Linked DNA regions of Homo sapiens: region 1 is linked to region 2. A link is a loop called in an ENCODE intact Hi-C map of the cell type or tissue named here. Cell type or tissue: dorsolateral prefrontal cortex. All regions are shown on one strand. Links, peaks and the distances in the headings refer to the core of each region. The heading gives the core; the rest is flanking DNA.

Evidence for each region. Hi-C counts contacts between places; a loop is a spot of excess contacts. Peaks named below come from ENCODE experiments on the same cell type or tissue, not always from the same donor. Only the 100,000 strongest peaks of a DNase experiment are listed, where the experiment ranks them.
Region 1: it touches region 2 in a loop (4-fold over the local background); 9 of 110 quality-filtered maps call a loop at or near these places.

What each region holds. Positions count from the first base shown.
Region 1 is chr6:15,259,452-15,269,585 of GRCh38, forward strand. The region is part of intron 1 of JARID2 (jumonji and AT-rich interaction domain containing 2); the gene reads left to right. Among named protein-coding and RNA genes, the nearest start is that of JARID2-AS1, 16 kb to the left of the region's middle. RefSeq lists enhancers at 5,267-5,776, 5,782-5,921, 7,916-8,474, 8,475-9,032, 9,033-9,591 and 1 more. In dorsolateral prefrontal cortex, for the core only: no CTCF peak of the experiment used is centred there; a DNase peak (open chromatin) is centred at 5,690; H3K4me3 peaks cover 1,414 bases; H3K27ac peaks cover 2,500 bases.
Region 2 is chr6:15,395,126-15,405,259 of GRCh38, forward strand. The region is part of intron 2 of JARID2 (jumonji and AT-rich interaction domain containing 2); the gene reads left to right. Among named protein-coding and RNA genes, the nearest start is that of DTNBP1-AS1, 150 kb to the right of the region's middle. RefSeq lists enhancers at 7,513-8,013, 8,873-9,167, 9,237-9,927. In dorsolateral prefrontal cortex, for the core only: a CTCF peak has its summit at 5,043; DNase peaks (open chromatin) are centred at 5,056 and 5,696; H3K4me3 peaks cover 1,767 bases; H3K27ac peaks cover 2,244 bases.

The DNA of each region.
Region 1 (10,134 bases), core at 4,171-6,670, 140 kb before region 2:
ATGGTCTTGCCTTCCCAGAGCTGTGACAGCACCAGGCTGGACCCTATACACAATGCCACATCTCCTTCTCAAACTGATGATTTGGAGTGGCAAATGCCACTGGCTTTGAGAGATGCCAAAAGAATGGTGGACTTGGCTTCTTAATCTTTTGAAGATCATAAAATGTTTGCTAGGGCTCGCTCATCTGCACTTAGGACAGGGGTTAGATGGGTATGTTGGGGAGATGAGGTTATTTTAGTGGGGTTTGGTTAACGTTCAGTTTTAACCACTGTTCAGCCTTCTCACTGGGACTCCTAGCTGGTTACATTTTTTTGATGGGGGTTACTTTTATATATTTATGTATTTATGCCCCTCATTCTAAAAAAGGATTTTAAAGCCACGATGAGCTGTCATTCCAGGAGCAAATAATTTTTACTTAGATCTGACTCAAGTTCACTTTCCAAATGCAAAAAAGGGACAGTCAGATTAAACTGTGGACAGCAGAGTAGTTGTTCATTCATCTCAATGCAGCAGTGTTTGGGCCTGGCAGTGTTTTTGCTTTTGGTTTGAGGTCTTGACCTAAAACTTTAAGTAAAGGCAAGTTTTGCTTAATAGTATTGGTATTGACACTCTGACAGATCTTTTAATCTGAAAGAATTTTAAAGATGCATGAAAGTAATCCCCAGTGATGATTACATCTTCGAGTGGCAGAGATCAGATTTTTATTTAAATACCAATGCAGTTTATCACTTTTTTCCACAGTGCAGGGGGCCAGGGAGGGTCTGGATTTGGGAGGGTCTGGATTTAATAGTGAACTTCTGAACTTGACTTACTTTGAGGGGAGCGATTGGTGGGTGTTACTGCATGATTCAGTGTTCTGTGTCTTTAAAAATGTTTTGAAATACTCATTCTGTATTGTAATCCTCAAAACTACTGTTAGGATTCCAAACCATTGTGGTTTAAACTTAGCTGGAATCTAAAAGGTGGCTGACAGAGGGAAAGGAAACCTCCTTTAAATAAAGAACATATTTGGCTTGCCTAAGTGTCCCAGAGTCTGGGCTCTGGGCATATCTAAGCCATGGGCCAAGTCTCATAGTTGAAGAGGTCGGGAAATACTTGTCTCAAATATAAACACCAGCTCAATATAAACACCATCAATTAGTTCTGCAGAAACTCCTGGTACAAATAAGAACTTGCAAAGCTTCATGTTCAATGGAGTTCTTGTCTGGATGAGATAAGGAGTGCAATACTGCACGCTCTTCTGTACTTGTGATAAATCAAAACTCTAATGATGCTATTAAAATGGGTTTTCTTTTGGCCCTGGTAAGCTGGAAAGCATTGGGAGGTGGGGAGGATAGATTTCACTTGGAAATACCTGAAGCTAAAAAGTGGTGGCTTTTTCTTCTTTCTTCTAAATGTACTCCTTGCTCTAATTAAGCGATGTGATCACTGTCCCAACACTGACATACCCCAGGATGAAACACACTTTCTATTCAAGTAGCCTTTTTTTCCCTTGCCTTCTTCCATGAGACTTGCTGAAATTGTCATGTTATTTCTTTCCAGAATTTATTGGAGCATTAGGCAAAAGCCTCTTGGGAGTATAAATAATGATGATTATAAAGAACAGTCAGTTTACCAAGGAAGGCCATTATCTTTGACTTGCAAAGCTTTTACAGCCAAACATTGTTTGCTTACAGTTCTTTAATACAAATGAAGACCTTAATGGTAAGAAGAGTCCTATTACTACTCCCTTTGTACATGGAGGTCATCCCAATAAAGAAAGGACGATGTCACTTTGCTCAGGCATTAACAGCTTGTTTTTCAGGACAGGCATTATATACGGTCTATGAAGGCCTTGGATGGTGTTTTTTCTTCTTCTTCTTTTTTTTTTTTTTTTTTTTTGAGACGGAGTCTTGCTCTGTGGCCTGGGCTGGAGTGCAGTGGCGCTATCTTGGCTCACTGCAACAACCTCTACCTCCCAGGTTCAAGCGCTTCTCTTGCCTCAGCCTCCCAAGTGGCTGGGACTACAGGCGTGCGCCACGACACCCACCTAAATTTTGTGTTTTTTGTAGAGACAGGGTTTCACCATGTTAGTTTGCCAGGATGGTCTCCATCTCTTGACGTTGTGATCTGCCCGCCTTGGCCTCCCAAAGTGCTGGGATTACAGGCGTGAGCCACCCCGCCCGGCCTGGTGTTTTCTCTTCTAAGGAATGTGGTTTCTGCCATCAGCAGCAAGTAATCCTCCTTGCTGAGTGTTAAAAGATTTCTAAAGTTGATAAGGAATACTGAATTTACTTTTGTACTCCCTACTACGTCCTACTGTATATTGTATACCTTATATACAAATTCAGGGATTTTTTTTTTTTTTTTTGAGATGGAGCCTTGCTCTGTCACCCAGGCTGTAGTGCAGTGGCGCAATCTTGGCTCACCACGACCTCCACCTCCCTGGTTCAAGCAATTCTGCCTCAGCCTCCCAAGTAGCTGGGACTACAGGCGCGCGCCACCATGCCCGGCTAATTTTTTGTATTTTTAGTAGAGGCGGGGTTTCACCGTGCAGGTCAGGCTGGTTTCAAACTCCTGACCTTGTGATCCGCCTGCCTCAACCTCCGAAAGTGCTGGGATTATAGGCGTGAGCCACCGCGCCCGGCCCAGGGGATGGTTTTGACTTTGTCTGAGTAGGCACTGACATGGAAAAGGTATGTATAAATGAAGAATCTCATGCCTTTTTTTTTTTTTTGCCTGTTAATTTTCTTATTTTAAAATTTTTATAGAGGTGGGGTTTCGCTGTGTTTCCTCGGTGGGTCTTAAACTCCTGGCCTCAAGTGATCTTCACCCCAGTTCTTCCAGCCTCTTACACCTACGAATCATTTTCTGTCTTTGTGCTTTTGCTTATTCTGGATATTCCATGTGAATGGAATCATATAATATGTGGACTTTGTGTCTTGTGTCTTTTAAAATTATGTTTCTAAAATTCATGCTGGAGTGTGTATCAGTACTTCATTCCTTTTTGTGGCTGAATAACATTCCATTGTATGGATGTATCATGCTTTGTGTATCCAGTCATCAGCTGATGGACATTTGAGTTGTTTCTATGGTTTGGCTATTTTTTTTTTTTTTTTTTTGAGATGGAGTCTCACTCTAGCCCAGGCTGGAGTGCAGTGGCGCAATCTTGGCTCACTGCAACCTCCACTTCCGGGTCCCTGTTCAAGCAATTCTCTTGCCTCAGCCTTCCGAGTAGCTGGGATTACAGGTGTGCGCCACCACGCCCGGCTAATTTTTGTATTCTTAGTAGAGACGGGGTTTCACCACGATGGCCAGGCTAGTCTTGAACTCATGATCCACCCGCCTCGGCCACCCAAAGTGCTGGGATTTATAGGCGTGAGCCACCGTGCCCGGCCCGTTTGGCTATTTTGAACAATGCTGCGGTGAACGTTTGTGTGGAGGTTTTTGTGTGGATTTGTTTGCATTTCTCTTGGAATACCTTGTTAGAAAAGCGTGCTTATACGTATTACTACTAAATTTATTTTCTGTCATTAAGCTGTGTTTCAGTTCATGCCTCTGAAGTGATGTGCTCTGTTCAGCAGAGTCCTATGCTGTGCCCTCCCCTTCTGGGGCTCTAGCTTGCCCTTTGGAGGGTGTGTGTTTGTGTGTGTGTGTGTGTGTGTGTGTGTGTGTGTGTGTGTGTGTGGTAGGGGTCCTCATTTTCCTTACTGCCTGTCACTCTCCATGTCACTGTGGGTGGCCAAGAGTGGTCTCATTTCCTCTACCCCTTTGCAAACCGTAAACACTGGTCACACGTGCTTGTGCTGGAATCATATGCTCCAGTGGCTTGATGGTGGGACTTCAGATTTCCTGCATTACCTTAGGTTTTGACTTTCTTGTGGTTACCTCTGTCAGCATTCTTTGGCAGAGGACTATGGGGAGTAGAATGACCTAGAAATTATCCCTGATTTTCTTCTCCTTCCAAGCCTGCTGAACCAAAAATGGTTTTTATTTTTCTTTGAAAAACTACCCTTCGTAATGAACTCCATTAAGAAATAGGAGTTCTTCAAAGGAGGAGGGATGTTACTGTATTCTTTTGATTTCTCTGAATTTACTAGATTTATTTTCCCCAAGTTGGTGTGAAATTGTTGAGATTGGTCCTTAACTAGAGTCAGACAATTTTTTTTTTTTTTTTTTTGAGACAGAGTCTCACTTTGTCGCCCAGGCTGGAGTGCAGTGGCGCGATCTCCACTCATTGCAACCTCCGCCTTCCGGATTCAAGTGATTCTCCTGCCTCAGCCTCCAGAGTAGCCAGGATTACAGGCACCCGCCACCACGCCTGGCTAATTTTTGTATTTTTAGTAGATACAGGGTTTCACCTTGTTGGCCAGGCTGGTCTCAAACTCCTGACCTCAGGTGATCTGCCTGCCTCGGCCTCCCAAAATGCTGGGATTACAGGCGTGAGCCACCGTGCCCGGCTGGCAATTTTTATTTTTTAGATACAGGGTGTCGCTGTGTTACCCAAACTGGAGTGCCGTGACGTGAACGCAGCTCACTGCAGCCTTAACCTTCCTGGGCTCAAGCGATCCTCCCACCTCACCCTCCCAAGTAGCTGGGACTAGAGCTGCGCTTCACCATGCCTGGCTAATTTCAGGCAATTTTTAATTGTTAGAAAAACTGTAAGGCAACATAAGAGAAGTGGATGGTGGGGACTGCAAATGTCATGTGGCCTAGTGGTATTGAGAAGCATTTTGTGAAGCAGAGAGTGCGTGTTCCGATTCTGTAGGAGCACATGTCTTGGTGTGGGTGTCTTTGCCTTCCTAGAACTTCCTGATGATAAGAAGCCTGTAAACACCAGTGTGTCCGTCAGTATTTGGAATCTTGTTTATTACATAGTCCTCAGGTTCATTGTCAAAAAATTCTTTACTGATGGTATTAATCAGTATTTGGAATCTTATTTATTTCATAGTGCTCAAGGTCATTGTCAAAAAATTCTTTACTAATGGTATTAATCATGCTTCTCACACTCCAGTTTTTCTGGTATGGTTTTCTGTTCCAAATTGACTCCTGTGCTCAGGTCATTAGTTTGGCTTACTAACAGGAGCCCTGACAGCTATATTCAATATTTTTCTCTGCAGTGGCCAAGTAGCCAAGAATTTACTAGTTTAGACACCCACCTCAGTTTAGAAGGTAGGTGTGAGTGTGTGTGTGTGTGTGTGTGTGTGTGTGAGAGAGAGAGAGATAGAGAGAGAGAGAGAATATCTAAGAAGGAGTTAATATTTTAAACTTTGCATTGTTTAACTGGAAATCTGTGTTCTGCCGGGCCGCTTTTATGTGGTGTACCTATAACCTATACACATACTTGTGCCTTTCAAAGGCTAACGCCACATCCCTCCTACTAAAATTGCTTATTAGAGCTAATTTTAAGAATTGAGTTAGAACTGCCCTATAATGTAATGCAGAATATTTCCCAATAATGCCTAGGTTAACAATGATAGTCTTGCTGTATTGTGCAAAAAAGGCTTCTGTTCAGACCCAGCTGGGTTTCAGGCTTAATTCATTGCTCTATGGTGGGATCACCACAGCTGCTGTGGGGCCTTTACAAATGCAAAAAAGCTGTCAGTGTTTGTTTCATCAGCTGCATAAGTGATGAGGCCAAGTTGAGGAATCCATTCCAGTGCGCAGTGTGCAGGCTGTAGCTATTATTGTTTACAGAATTAGTGTGTTGGAGCTTTAAAATAGTTGGCACATCGTCTGCCCTTTAAAAGCACAAGACTAAGGAATGAGACCAGTTGGTTGTCCTTGTAATGTTGGCCGGATCCAGCCCAGCCCTTGTCTTTTAACAGCTACTGCTCCGGGCTGTGCTGTGGGACTTGACTACTCTTTGGAGGAAGTGGGGGTGCTTGCTGAGTTCTTGTCTCTGTAGTTCTGCATCCCAAACTTAGGTTTGCATTAAAAAAAAAAAAACAAAAAAAAACCACGCAGTCATTTAGAGTTCCATAAGTGTAATTGAGATTTAAAGCCTTAATCATCCTCCCAGCCCCAAATAGGTATAGGACTGTCAGCTGGGATTTCAAATATCTGTGCAGTAACATTCCAGATTTGGCTCTGTGAGATTTATTTTGTGAAGTGATACTGCTTTGGGACTTGCCCTCATCTCTCCCCATGGGTACAGAAGTTAAGGCTACTTCTTGGCTGGCAGCCAAGAAGCCAGGAAAGCCCCATTGGACAGGTCACTTTCCAGGCAATTAAGGAGTATTCTGCAGGGCTCTCCGTGAATGCTGTCTTAACAGTGTAAGGTGACCCTCTTCCCCAGGGACCTGATGAGCCCGGGCAGCATGTTCACTTGCTTTTGGACTGGGCAAGCAGGAATCTGGGACCAGCATCATGGTCATTCACAGGATAGTGTGGGATTGTCCCAGCCCCTCCCTCATTTACATTCAGACCCCTTCTCCACTCAGGGGTCTCTGCCTCATGGAAACTGGAGGGCATGGGCGGTGGCTGGTCTGTTACGGTTTTGAAAGTGGAGCTCATCAGGTCTCCTAGCCAACGGGGGTGAATAATTGTGCTTCCTTCCTCCCAGCTGGAAAAGGTCCCAAAGTGCTCTCTCATATTCATAAAAGAGATGGCACGAGGCTTAGTGTCTCCAAATTAAAGGTCAATACTGATCAGCTTTCTCTCAAAGAACTGTCACATATGCTCTCCTGGAGACATTTGTGTCTTCCCATTTTACCTTAGGAAGTCTCTGGAGCCCAGGAAGACAAGTGTGTCCGATGAATCTCCTGTGGTGTTGGTACTGATTAAGCAGAGTTTGGGGATCCTTGTATGGCCCCTCTTTTAAAGAGCTTTTTAGCACGGTCTCTGCCAAGTATATTTTAACTATTAGTTACAATGATCTTCCAACAGAGAGCAAACAACATAAGTAATAGTTTAGAGTTTTACTTCTTAACGTCTTCCCAAATTCCTTCTCTTTCTCTTTCTTACCTGCACCCTGGAATAGTAGTAATGAAAAGGAAAATAGCAAACCGTGAGCTCCATATCCTCTCCCGCTGGGGGAAGGACTAATTTGCAGGGCCTCATAAGGAAACAGCAGTTTCATGGTCATTGTTGTCAGCCTAGCAGCGCTTGGTTGCACTTCCGTTGCTCAACGTGTTTCTCCTGGCTAGGGTGTTTGTAGTATATTTTGAGTTTTAGGAATCTTTCATCAAAGTTTCTTCTGCTTTTTTGTCATTTTAAGGCAAAACATTTTCTTTTGGTAGCTTGAAAGTTCTACACTCTCAATGTTTAAACATTTTTTGGGGGCAGGGTGAGAAACAGCTTTGTGGACGCATATCTGATTGTGTGTGTTTGTTATTTCATGTCAGAGTCATCTCATGACCCCAGGAGACCTCGCCAGTGGCCTGCCTCCTAGAAAATGCACTGCTGTAATAACAATCAGGGCGCCAGCTGACCACTGGTTGTCCCTCAGCCACTTATTAGCTGCATGTCCAGGAGGATCACCAGGCCGTGGTTTAAATTCTCAGTGTTCTCCATTGTAATGTGGGGTGCACGTGCGTCCCTGAGTGGAGATTAGGTGCTCTAATAGGCACAACTGTGCCCCTTTCATTGTAGGCATTCTCTTCCACCTGTATATTAGTATTGCTTCTAGCTGCGTGATCGAGGGTTTGGGTTAATGCTGACATATTGCAACTTACTGGATGGCAAACAGTTAAGTTGTCTTCTTTGGCTGTGGGGAGAGATGGTGAATTCAACACTCTGAAACTCTGAACACAGTGTCCAAAGAGACCCTGGGCTTCCTGGAGTGTTATTCTCTTACTCTCCTAAACTATTCTCCCACTCCCATGAAAAAGAAAATCTTAAAGCGGCTTATCAGTATCTGACATAAGACAGAGTGAGGCCTTTCCTTTTATCTACATAGAGATAGCTCAAAGATCTGCTTGAGGGGCAGCAAAAGGCATGTCAGCAACCACCAGGAAAGGATCCTGAAGCCTAACCAACTGGTTATAAACAGCAGTAGGTGCCCAGGAGGGAACCGATACCTTCTGCAAGAGCATCAGTTGTGAAATGGCCTAGGTACAAGGATGTTCTTAGAATCAGGTTTCAAATTATAGTAACATGTAGACAGACTCTGAATGCTCTGGGAATGGAGTAAGCTGGTTCTAGTGAATTTTCTGGTTGACTGTTTCAAGCCATGGCATTAACTCCTTATGAAGGATATTTTTTGGCTGTCCTGTCTTCAGAAGTCCGGTGTGACGCGCGAACTCAATGGTTGCGTTCCCGAGGACCTTATGGAGTGCTTCCTGTCTGTCTGCCAGTGCTTTGTTACTGTGCACCTCTGTAGATATGCAGTAGGGGGTTTTTGGGTGGTGTGCATGCTGATCCCCAGAGGGTTTATATTTTACCTGCACTCCTGAGGATGTGTTTGTGTTGCTTGGGGCCCTGAGAAAAAACTGCATTCAGCGGAGGATTTAGTAAGAAGAAAGTTGGTTCCATGAAGTGTACATCAGCAGCCCCCGAGGATGCTGTGGGGTTGCAACTCCTAAGGCTTAACTGCGGCGGGGATCGGTTAATAGTATGGACAACCCCACACCCCAGAACAGGGGATAGGTGATGGACGACAGTGGGACACCATACCTAATGTGCATGCCTGCTTCCTAGAAATTGTGATAGTGTGGTGACTCTTTCCTTCTCTGAAAAGACCAAACCCCATCACTTAATATGGAAATTTAAAACCAAACCTCCAAACCCTTCTGACAGCATTTTTGACCAAATTGGCTTTTCGTAAGGGTAGAGCTAGATTTTCCGAAGAGCTTTAAAAACACAGCCTAGAAGCTTATCTTTGTGAACTTTTGCTGTTGTCAACAGTGGATATCTTGCTGCTGCTAATAGAAAACAAAAAAGTTCATTTGCCAAAATGCTTGTCATTTCCTCCTGAGGAGTGCAGCTTAACGCCAGGACTTCATTTAGTCAGAGGGAAATGGTTGCTACCTCCCTGTTAAGCTTCTTTCCATTATCCAGTTATGGCAGAATGAGTGTTGGGGCGGCCTGGGGAGATGGGGGTAAAATAAAGGAACAGCTAAGAAGTGGTTCTGCAGAATGTGTACTTATATCCGAAAGCCTGGATGGAAAGGACGGTGGCTTTGGAAGGGGTGTAAAATGGGAGGGGGTGGCAATCGCTGAAGCATGACAAGCCTCCGAAGGCCTCTGGGACTTGAACACAAAAAAGGGAGCTTTTTGCAGCTCTTTCACATGCACACGTCTCCCTCTGCCCCATCCATCCTCCCCTGCTGTTTTGTAAATCTCCCAGTTGGAAATTTTTAACATGGGAGAGCTTCTTCCTGTGCTTCAGTTGGCAGAATGCTCACACGCAGCTGCAAAGAATTTGCTTTTCCTTTTCACAGCATCTCTCATTTAAAAGCATTAGTGAGACTACAGAACAAAATAAAAACTTCAGGATTTTTCAGAAGTGGAAGCCAAGTTTAATTAAAGTCAAGGAAGTTCGGGGCTCTAACTCTTTTGTTAAACCTCTTAAAGTCAGGCGTGTGCGTGTGCCCATGGCAGGCAAGGTAGGAAATGCCAGTGCCTGTTTCTCGTTAGGAAATTTAAAGGCCTACTTGTCTGGTGTGTGCTTGGGGAATGTCCTAGAATTTATCAAAAGATGTGCTGAACCATCATGTCTTTGGTGGCCTCAAAATGCTTGCCAGTGGTGAGGTAGTTGCCCCTTTCTTGAGGGAGGAGGAAAACCGTTAAATAGCTTTCTGTCTCCTCCCAGGCCTCTGTAAAACCTCCTAATCTGAGTGCCCTGTTCCCTGTGCTCCACCCTTAGTCCCTAGACCAGGCCACTGGGCTGTGAGCATTCTTGTTGGGGGGGGCGGAAAGAAGTTTCTGACTCGATAACTGCCTCCTAAAGTTGGATTTTTAATCTTTCAATAGTATTTGAACCTTCAGCATTTTTTACATTTTATTTTAAGAGACAGGGTCTGTTGCCCAGGCTGGCGTGTGGTGGTGTGATCACAGCTTATTACTGCATCCTTGAACTCTTGGGCTCAAGAGATCCTCCTGCCTTCCCTGCCCCACCCCCTAGTAGCTGGGACCACAGGTGCATGACACCACACTTGGCTAATTTTTAATTTTTTTTTGTAGAGATGGCTATTTTAAAATTTTTTTTTTTTT
Region 2 (10,134 bases), core at 3,805-6,304:
CTGGATTACAGATTTGTTAACCTCCATTTCCAGGTTGCTCTTTTGAAAGATTTTATCAGTTAATCACACTAGCAGCATATGAGAGTACTACTTTTGTCAGAGTCAGAAATTCGAAAAGGTGATTACTCACTCTTCAGTTTTGACCTATCAGCCCTTTGTTTCAATGCTTTTTTGGGGGGTGGTGGGGGCACGGAGTTTTTGCTCTTGTCGCCCAGGCTGGAGTGCAGTGGTATGATCTCAGCTCACCGCAACCTCCGGGAGTCCTGAGTAGTTGGGACTACAGGCGTGCACCACTGTGCCCGGCTAAGTTTTTGTATTTTTAGCAGAGATGGGATTTCATCGTGTTAGCCAGGATGGTCTCGATCTCCTGACCTTGTGATCCACCTGCCTCAGCCTCTCAAAGTGCTGGGATTACAGGTGTGAGCCACCATGCTTGGCCTAATTTTGTGTTTTTAGTAGAGATGGGATTTCTTCGTGTTGGTCAGACTGGTCTCGAACTCCTGACCTCAGGTAATCTGCCCACATCGGCCTCCCAAAGTGCTGTGATTACAGGCATGAGCCACCGCTCCCAGCTCTGTCACCAGGCTGGAGTGCAGTGGCGAGATCTCAGCTCACTGCAGTGTTTGTCTCTTGGGTGCAAGTGCTTCCCCTGCCTCAGCCTCCCGAGTAGCTGGGACTACAGGTGTGCACCACCATGCCTGGCTAATTTGTTGTACTTTAGTAGAGACAGGGTTTCATCATGTTGGCCAGGATGGTCTTAATCTCCTGACCTTGTGACCTGCCCGCCTTGGCCTCCCTAAGTGCTGGGATTACAGGCTTGAGCCACCGCAGGTGGCCTCAGTGCTTTTAATATACAGTTTTCCTTTCTTCACTATTCCTAAGTAGGTAAACAGCTTTTTTGTGATTCTGGTTCAATTTTACTTTATACTATTGAGTAATGTTTTCAAAATATTCTGAAAAAGGTTGATCATGTTGTTTGACTTGGCATTATTTCTGTGTTCACCTTTTAAAATTCATTAACCGGATCACCTTCAAATATGTTAAGTACATTTTATTATGTGTTTCTTTTTCCAGCCAAAAAGCCAACAATATATATTGAACCAAAATTTGAGTGTTTTATTACCATGAATACATGTAGGTAGCCCTGTATGTTTACAGTGTAGCACAAACCCTTTTACTTGTGTAATTAATGCCTCCAACACCAGTGTTGTCCTTATTTCCGTTTAACAGGTGAGGAAACTGAGGCAGAAGTCTTATGATTTTTCTTAATCATTCTTAATCATAGCTATGTGTACTATGATCCACTAAGGTTTTTAGTGCAAGGTGTTTATCAAATAAGTCAGTATTTTTTAATTTAAAAAATTCATGTAGAATACAGTAGTCCGCCCATATCCATGGGTGATACATTTCAATACCCTCCGTGTATGCCTGAAACTGTCGCTATTACCAAACCCTGTATATACTGTGTTTTTTGCTTATACATAAATACTGTACAGTGCAGAGCATTCACGTCCTGGGCAGGATAGTTCAAGGTTTCAGCATGCTACACAAAATGGTGTGCAATTTAAAAGTTATGAATTGTTTATTTTGGGGATTTTTAAATTTAATATTCTCAGACCTTGGTTGACCATGGCTGACTGAAACCTTGGAAATCTAAAATCCGGATAAGGAGGGCTACAGTGTTGTCTTTTTTGATAGCTTCTGAATTGGAACAACTACTTTAATTGTAGCCTTAACAACCCAGTTAGTTTCACGAGTTTGCATACCATCACCCAGTCCGGGTCACCCTACTATGTTCTTGTAATTATTGGTATTATTTTATAATTGTACAGTGTGGCCTTGTTGACATGTTAGCTATCGGGCCAGCCACATGCATTACAAAGTTCAGCACTGTTGGTGTTTCAGGAATTACCAAGCCTTCTTGGAAAGCATTCAAGCCAGACTGTGTGTGTACCTAATTCTGGTTGGTATAGTGCCAGTGTATTAACTTTTATTTAAATAAAATTCCAACAGGTAACATTTATTATTACTATACTGCTGTCACAGAGTGCCCACACTTTAATGATGTTTTTGAAAGTCAAATATTAGCACAGTAGATCCCCTTTCTGCATTAATTTTTATCACACCCTATGTGATATGGTCAATACTACGTAATTTCATCCATATAACACAGAAATATCATTACAAATACATGGCTGATGCTGTATGATCATTACAATTCTGTATTATGTGAAATTCTCTGGCACCATAACCTTGTACTCTCTTCTATCATACGACAATCCACACCACCCTACCCCTCCTTTGCGATTAGTAGTTTTGGGGAAATTATTAATAGCGTGGTACTGAAATACCAAGGCACCAACTGGGGTTGGTCTTGGGGTTGAGGTGATAATTAGGTGGATGGCAGCCATGAACCTGGGTGTCTGCATAGAATTACTGTGAATATGAGATCCCATCTGAAAATTCTGACTTCTCCTGAATTAGAGTTAGTAGAGTTCCTTGGTCTCTCTTGTGACATGTTATAGAAGGTCTTTAAACATTTTGAGATTCCAGTGGTAACATTACTGGTGCAAAATCAAAAGTTGACACCTGCTTTGGAAACTGATTTGCCATTCAACTTGTAAATTTGAACATTTGCATATCCAAGGATATCTACCACTTCCAGTCCCAAATATTATCTAAGAGAAACTCTAGTGCATGATTTCCAGGAGACTTGCAGAGAGGAATTGCAACATGGTTCATGATAGCAATAAACTAGAAGCGCCTTAGATGCCCTTGGACATGAGAATCATGGTGGAATACCTACCATTCATCAGTTGTGTAGTATTATAAATACTCCATTGTGTAATAATGAAAATGGATAGGCAAGCGATATAATAAGCAAGGCCACGGATGGATCTTAGTAACTTGATGTTGAGTTGGAAAAAACCCAATTCCCATTGGAACCTGTTTTGTAAAGTTTATAATCAAATGCAGTGAAACAAAATGCTATTTATATATGTTTATGTTATAATATTAAAAAGTTAGCACATAGGCAAGGCTTTAGGTTATGTTTGAGTAGTTTGGTTTGGCAGCGGGTTCACAGATATTCTTTATATCCTTAAAAATTAAAGTGGATTGATTATTCAGAGGACTTTGGTTTAAGATTTATGACTTGCTCTGATATTTCACTGTTGAAACTTAGATGGTGGTGCCTTCAGCCTATTAATGAACATGGATGGAGCAAAGAAAAGTTCTTCCCCAGTCTTTCCGCCCTCTGCTCTTTCTTGTCTTTAAATATTGTAAGTTGTGTTGTTATTCCTAAATTGAATCCATTTCTTAGTGTTATTCTTGGTCTTCCAGAGGATGCTGTGAGTCTAATAGGGTAGTTTGCATGTTTCTTCTTTAGTAGGGGACCAACATTTCATGTAAACAGTCTAAAACTTATGGCTATTTACAACGGAGAGTTTTGTTAAGTCTCCTTCCTGGCCTGACAGACACAGGACTGACTCGCATGTACTGTGTTTTAGGAAATATTGCCTGCATGATCAGGAAGTAATGACGATGGTCAGGCTTTTCTTATTTCTTAAAATTTAAATACCCGTTTCTCTTTAATTGACTAGAATAGGAGGAAGCAGTGGAGATAGGAAAGGGGCAGATAGTGTTTTATTAGTGCTGATGCCTGTGTGCACTCTGAGTGTTTGAGTGACAGAACTGGGGGTGTTCAGGAAAACCACTAATCATACGTGATTCTGAAACTTCATTTCTGGCCAACTGTTTATGTCTCGGCGTTTCTACTTTTCTTACCAACCTTGCTGAGAATTAGCATAATCAGAATATCTGCCTCAGGTCTCCTTTCCAATTCTCTGCTTTGGGTGCTGTTGATCATTGAAGCAGCCAAAAGACATGTCCCAGTAGAAGGAAGAGGAAAAAGGCCAAATAGTCATCCCCCGAATGTCCTTTAATTGACTCTGTATGACTTACGCTGTAGTGGGGTGCATTCCAAACACTTGTTCACTGTTAACAGGAACGTGCTGCACTGTAGAGCACTAAATAAGGGTCTGCTCTGGGGGCTCACCCTGGCAGCCATTGGAGAGCACCTCTTCTCCAGCCTTCTATGTTCTGTAGGGAATTGTATATTGAGGTTACCCCACCCCTTCTTCCCCAGTGCCACTGGGTTCTCGGATAGCCTCCTGTCTGTTGAGACATAGGAGCTACCTCTGTGACCTTTGCTAAGAGACAAACTTGTTTTTAGCCACAGTTTCATCATCTATGAAGTGGGGGAATTGTAGTAGAGTATCTCTGAGGCCCTATGTATAATTATGATTTTAAAGTGGTGGATATCAACTAGACACTAAGGAGGACCATCATCTACCTTCGTGATGTCTGTGTGTGTGTGTGTGTTTATGTACATGTATATATATATTTATGTTTATATATTTTTGATGTAAGAAGTTGTGGCATGTTCATGAGCTTTAATTATTTAGGAAACAAGAGTTGGCCATTGTGGAGAGAATACCCGCTAGCCTGGGTGACTTCACTCCTGAGCAAAGTTGACATCTACCTTCAGGGTTTTTGTGAGGTATAAATAAGTTACTGTGTGTGAAGTATTAGAACCCAGAAGGTCCTCGTTAGATGGTTCCACAACTAGGAAAGAAGAAACTGAAAGTATTAGTAAGGCATGTTTCCATTTCCTCTGGATGCATCTGAGGAAAACTTCCAGTGCCATGTGGACTTGGCCACCATCTTCCTCCCATTGGAAGGGCATGAAGAGAAGCATGTGGTAGTGTTGAGAGCATGTGTTTTGGACATTATCATTGCTGGTTGAAGTTCAAAGAAAGGCTTCAAGAAAATTGACTTTAAAAATCAAAAAGCTATAACATATGAAAGGAGATGTGTACTCCAGTTGTCTGAGGCCAGGGAGCTGGCCAGCCCTCAGTTGGACTCCTGCCTTTTTCACCCCTCCCAGCAGCTGCCAGACCACAGAGCCAGTTCTGTGAAAGATCCTCAAGAAACAATGAGAGAAAACAGCTTCTGTTTGATTAGATTAGATCAATTTATGTGCCTCGGGGAGGGGCCTGCGCAGGGCAGGGGGAGGGGTGCCCCTCTGTTGTTGGTGGGGGCAGCGGTGGCCCATGCGGTCACTTCATAAGTAATGAGGCTCCGTGGAAGCTGGAATCAGAGTAAGGGGGAGGGCGGGCTGGAGGAGGAGCATGTGGAAAGAGATTTCTGCAGTCTGTCTGGAGAGCTGCCCAGGTTTCCCAGCCAAAAAAACAAATAAAAATAAATAAAAGGCAAGTGCTGAATGACACAGATTATGATATTAAAAAGGGATGCCATTGAAACTGCGCCCTGGAGTCCGCTGTCTGTGGGGGTGGGGTGTGCTTGGCAATGGGGTGGGGGCATCTGACCGGCTGGGGACACAAAAGTGTGCACAATTAAACTGTGAATGTCCCCCTCCCCCCATATGTCAGAAATTCTATACTTCGGATTTGTCTGCATTGCAGGTTGGGGAAATGGCAGGATGAAAAGCTAGTGACTCTTTTCCTTTTTCTCATTTTAATTTATCAGGGTGGGGGGAGCCAGCCGGAGACCCCTCCTCTTTGGTGTTCGATTCCCTCCCTTGCACATAAATAACCTTCTCTCCTGGCTGCCTCCCCTCCCCCTCGGCCCCATTGCTGTTCTGGCCGTCCTATTGCCGCGCGGAATCTGCACTGCCGCTTGCTTATTACGTACAGGGGAGGATTGTTGACAAGTGCTCCGGAGCCTGCCTCACTGCGCTCTTCCTCCCTCCCTCCCTCTGTCCTTCTTCCTCTCTGTCTCTCTGCAATGATCCGGCTCTGAGGATGGCTGCTCCACGGGTCTGTCAGGTGCAGTTTTTGGTGGCTTATCTTGAGGAACCTGGGATAGAAGGTCTGTTCCTATAAATAAAAGACAAACCAAATAGCTCTAGATTTGTTTCAGGCTGGTATGGCTTTTGTTGGAGAAATAGGCCTTTGTGGGTTTCCCTGCTGGGGTCCTGATTAAATCCATTGTGGATGGCAAGGTGCTATATATATATATATATATGAGAGACTATGTAAAAAGTGTTGCAATTTGCTTAATATTAATATTCTTTTAGCTTTGATATCCTCCCTAGGGGCAATGGTGGCTCCTGCAAAGGCACTGTGGAAATTTACAAGAGAGAATTAATGTCGCTCTTAAAGCATTAAGCTCTGTTGACCATTTTGGCCAAAGCTGCAGTTTCAATCAGGCTTGTATGACTTTAGACATTTCTCTGGAGACTGAATGCCATCCAGCTATAGCTGGTCCCTTTTATTTTATTACCAATTTATCTGATCATTTCCCAGCATTTAAAAATAAATGTTTGATTAAAGTTAATTAGTTCATCCTCACCATAGCTCTGGTTTCCTTCATAAACAGCATGTTTGCTTTCATTTCCATTAATCCTTTCTTTTTCTTCCTCCATCATCTTTCCTTGAAAGATGGAGGAAACTGAGGCATGCAAATAGATCCTGAGACCTGAAGTGGTTCTGGATTGAGACCTTTAAACTTCGAGTGCTCTTGATTCTTCTCCCGAATTTCGTGCATTAATTCATGTCTGTATTACTGTCTGTAAACACAGATGAATTTCAGGAACCTTCAATGTTTGGTGCCTCAAATCTTAGCAGATTCCATGGCCACATTCCTATAGTGCTGCTTTCTGTACTGCTTCCATTCATTATATTTCAGTAGTGGAAAGAATGCTGCTCTGGGAGGCAGTAGGCCTTTCTGAAGTTATTTGTTGTCAGCAGTTTTTTTTTTTTTTTTTTTTTTACTTTGAATGGACTACTTAATCCTCTCTGAATATATTCATTTGAAAAGTAGGAGGGCAGTTGATTTCTTGATATGTGAGTGAGGTAATAAGGAAACAGGGGAACTACTGTCCCTCCTAGTCATGCTACAAAGAAAACAGAACTTAGAACTTCCAAGAGATTCCTTTTATCCTAGGGAATGAAGGCAGCCCAGAGAGGTTTCAGGGCAAAGGGTGTGGCTGTTTATTTATCTACAAATTATGGTGTCAGTCAGGACACAAAGTTTGTGGAGCTTTGCCCATTTATCATTACAGATTAGTACACAAACCGATAACTTTATGGCACTTGTCGATCGAGTTAAAGCAGCAGCTTTGCTTATCTTTGGAGAGCCTGGCTCAAATTGGATACCTGGTTTCTTTTGGTACCTTACATTTGTGGGGTAAAGATGATAGGAAGCTTTAGAGACCTAAGTACATACACACTTGTAATTACTTGAAGGTAGAAGAATATCATTAGCTATCTGTGAACATGCTGTGTTCATGGACATCTCCCTTTGAGAAGTGCAAATTCTGTGAGATGAGAAATCAAATTTGGGCCTGTTAGTTTATCTGAACACAAGACTTTCCACATGTTGGGCCCATTTATCTGTCTTAGAAAAAATCTCAAAAAAAAATGCCCTTGTGTTTCCGTCTCCTTCATGTGACTGAGTTCCCTTGCTCTGCAGTGATGCCATTGTTCTGCCGCTCATGGTTACACATCAGCCTAAGCCCACTGTCGCCTTGAGTCAGTTTTCTTCTGTAGGCGGCTTTTGACCTTGGAGGTGGTCAGTTCTGGGCCCTCTGTGGTGTGGAATTCTTTTCATGAGCTGATAGAAGCTCGAGTTGCATATCCTAGGGGATTCCAGGGATTTATATTTTGGTGCGTATTTATAACTGGGTTGTCTGGTGGGTGTGTGTTTGACTGGGTTGTCAGTGTAAAATTAAAAGGGTGTTGAAATGAAGTGTGGACCCAGAGCAGTTACGGCCTGGGATAGAGTAGTCATGGGATTGGACACAAAACTAGAACTGCCGATTGTAGAGCATCGTGGGTGTTTATAATTCAGTCATTATTATTATTCTAGGTACTGTACTTGTTCTGATTGTTATAAAGGTCATATTAAGGATGAAGAAGGAGTGAAGAGGGGAAGAGAGTGGGGAGGATGAGCCCTTGCCCCAAAGAAGTAACAGGGAGTTGTGCCAAAATGAGCAGTACATTTATGTTCACAGTGGTGATCATCAGAGTTTAAATAGCTTCTGGTCTGTTTGGGAAATCTTTCATGAAGATCACGGCTCTTTGTTTTTGTGAGAGGTTTTGTGTTGAATAAAGTTAAACTGTCAGCCTTGTTGTCTATTTTTATTTATTTTTGTTGGAGCCTTTCAGTGAGCAGTGTTTTCTGTCCCCCTGGGATTGTTGGTTAGGATGTACGAAGGGGAGATCTTTTGTCTTTTGGTGGTTCTTACTCATTTGGGGTCTAGAGAGCCAGAATGGGGCCCATTCTAGTAGTAGCAGTGTTCTGCTTACCTCTTCCTCTGAGGAAATAGGAGATATCTGCTGGGTTTGTTCCTTTGTAGCTCAAGGCGTTTATTGCCTTCTGGGGCCCAGGGTCCTATCTTTCTCAAAGAGTCATTTACTTGTTTCTGAAATAGGAAAAAAAGGATAGAGTCAGACATTTTCCTTATCTACCCAGTGACCCAACTTTTCCATGTTAATAATGAACACTGTGTCAGGTCTTAGTATCTAACGCTTTCTCAAAAAATTGTGCATGCAAAAGAGGTGTAGATTGTTGAAGGTGTGTCGTGGGGGCGGATTCTGGTGGTGGTGAGAGAGCTCTTGTGAGATTGTTGATTTACAAATCAGTATTTACATCTGTTTTTGCAGGGGTTAAATATAACAAAAATATGTCCCCCGCGTCCACCTATTCATCCTCCCCATTCCTGCCTCCAAATCTTGGGACTGTTTTAAGTAGTGATGGGTGGGGGTGTTTTTGGATTGTCTTTTCTTGACCGGAATGGGAAATCTCCATAGCTGATTTGACAGTAGACAAAGGGGAGCCCTAGTCGGCTCAGGGGCTGGTCTCATAAGGGAAAGGGATAATTATTTTCCATAAGCCGAGGTATGAAACCACTTTCATTTGTGCCTCGTTGACCACAAGTGTGCCACCGACATCCTGCCTCATGACTTGGCATTTGTTCTCAGTCACACCAGTGTGTTGATCTGGTGAGCAAGTCAGTGGACAAGCCTGGGCTGTGCTCTGCAGACCCTGTGCCCTGCTCGCCCCTCTCCCTGGAGCTCTGTGCTCCATTGGAAGCTTCACATGCTGACCTGCATGTGTACAGTGATGGGCAAACTCCATGTTCATATTGACCATGCCAAGCAGGCCCAAAGCCAAATCTGCCCTGGCATCGGAATGCCTACCCTGCTTAAAAAGCAATTCATTTTTTTTTCTCTTTGCAAAACTTGAGTGAACATAACATTTATTTTTCACTATCAATGGCAGCAAACCATGCATTCTGATGACCTCAGAGAGGGCCCTACCTCAGCCATGGGGGCTGCTTTTATAATTTTTCTATCATCTTAAAGTGCACACACACACACACACACACACACACACACACACACACACACACACACACACAGAAATTGCTGCTGAAAATGAAAGCTGTCTTTGGATGCTTGACTGTTTGATATGTAATGTGATAACCTTGTCTCACAGTGACAGGGTGACAGACGGCATTGGCTCTATAATACAGAATTACCTTTTGTGCATCTTTTCTACAACAAAGCTAAATACATTGAGTCACCCTAATATGCTAATGACTTTGGTGTGCTCCAGATGTTTTAGAAGCCCTGGAACAGCCTCAAAGCCCTCCTTGTTTTTCCTTTCTTTTTAACCCTTGTTTTGGGGCACTGCTTTTGTGGAATAGAGCCATTGGCTTTTCCTTTAGTTTTCTATTGTCATGTATGTGTAGCTAATGAGAGAGGACTGGTAAAACTTCTTTGTGTCTAAAACATCATAAAATGATACAGACTACATGCTCTAGTCCCTTTTTTTTTCCAGATATTAGAAAAGAGTTGTCTTCTGTCCATACATTTGTGTTCTGAAATCTGTCGTTCTCATTGGTTGCTTTAGAAGTTCCTTCAGCTAAAGGAATCTTTGGCCTAATTTGTGTTTCAATTTTCCCAACGCCCATCATATAAGGCAAGAGGGAGATAGCCATACACTAGTGTCTCCAGTTACCAAGAACAACAGGAATTCCTATTCCATTTTGATGCTGCTGTTCCAGACTCAGAAGCCTGTTTTGTTGTATTGTTTTGTGCGGTC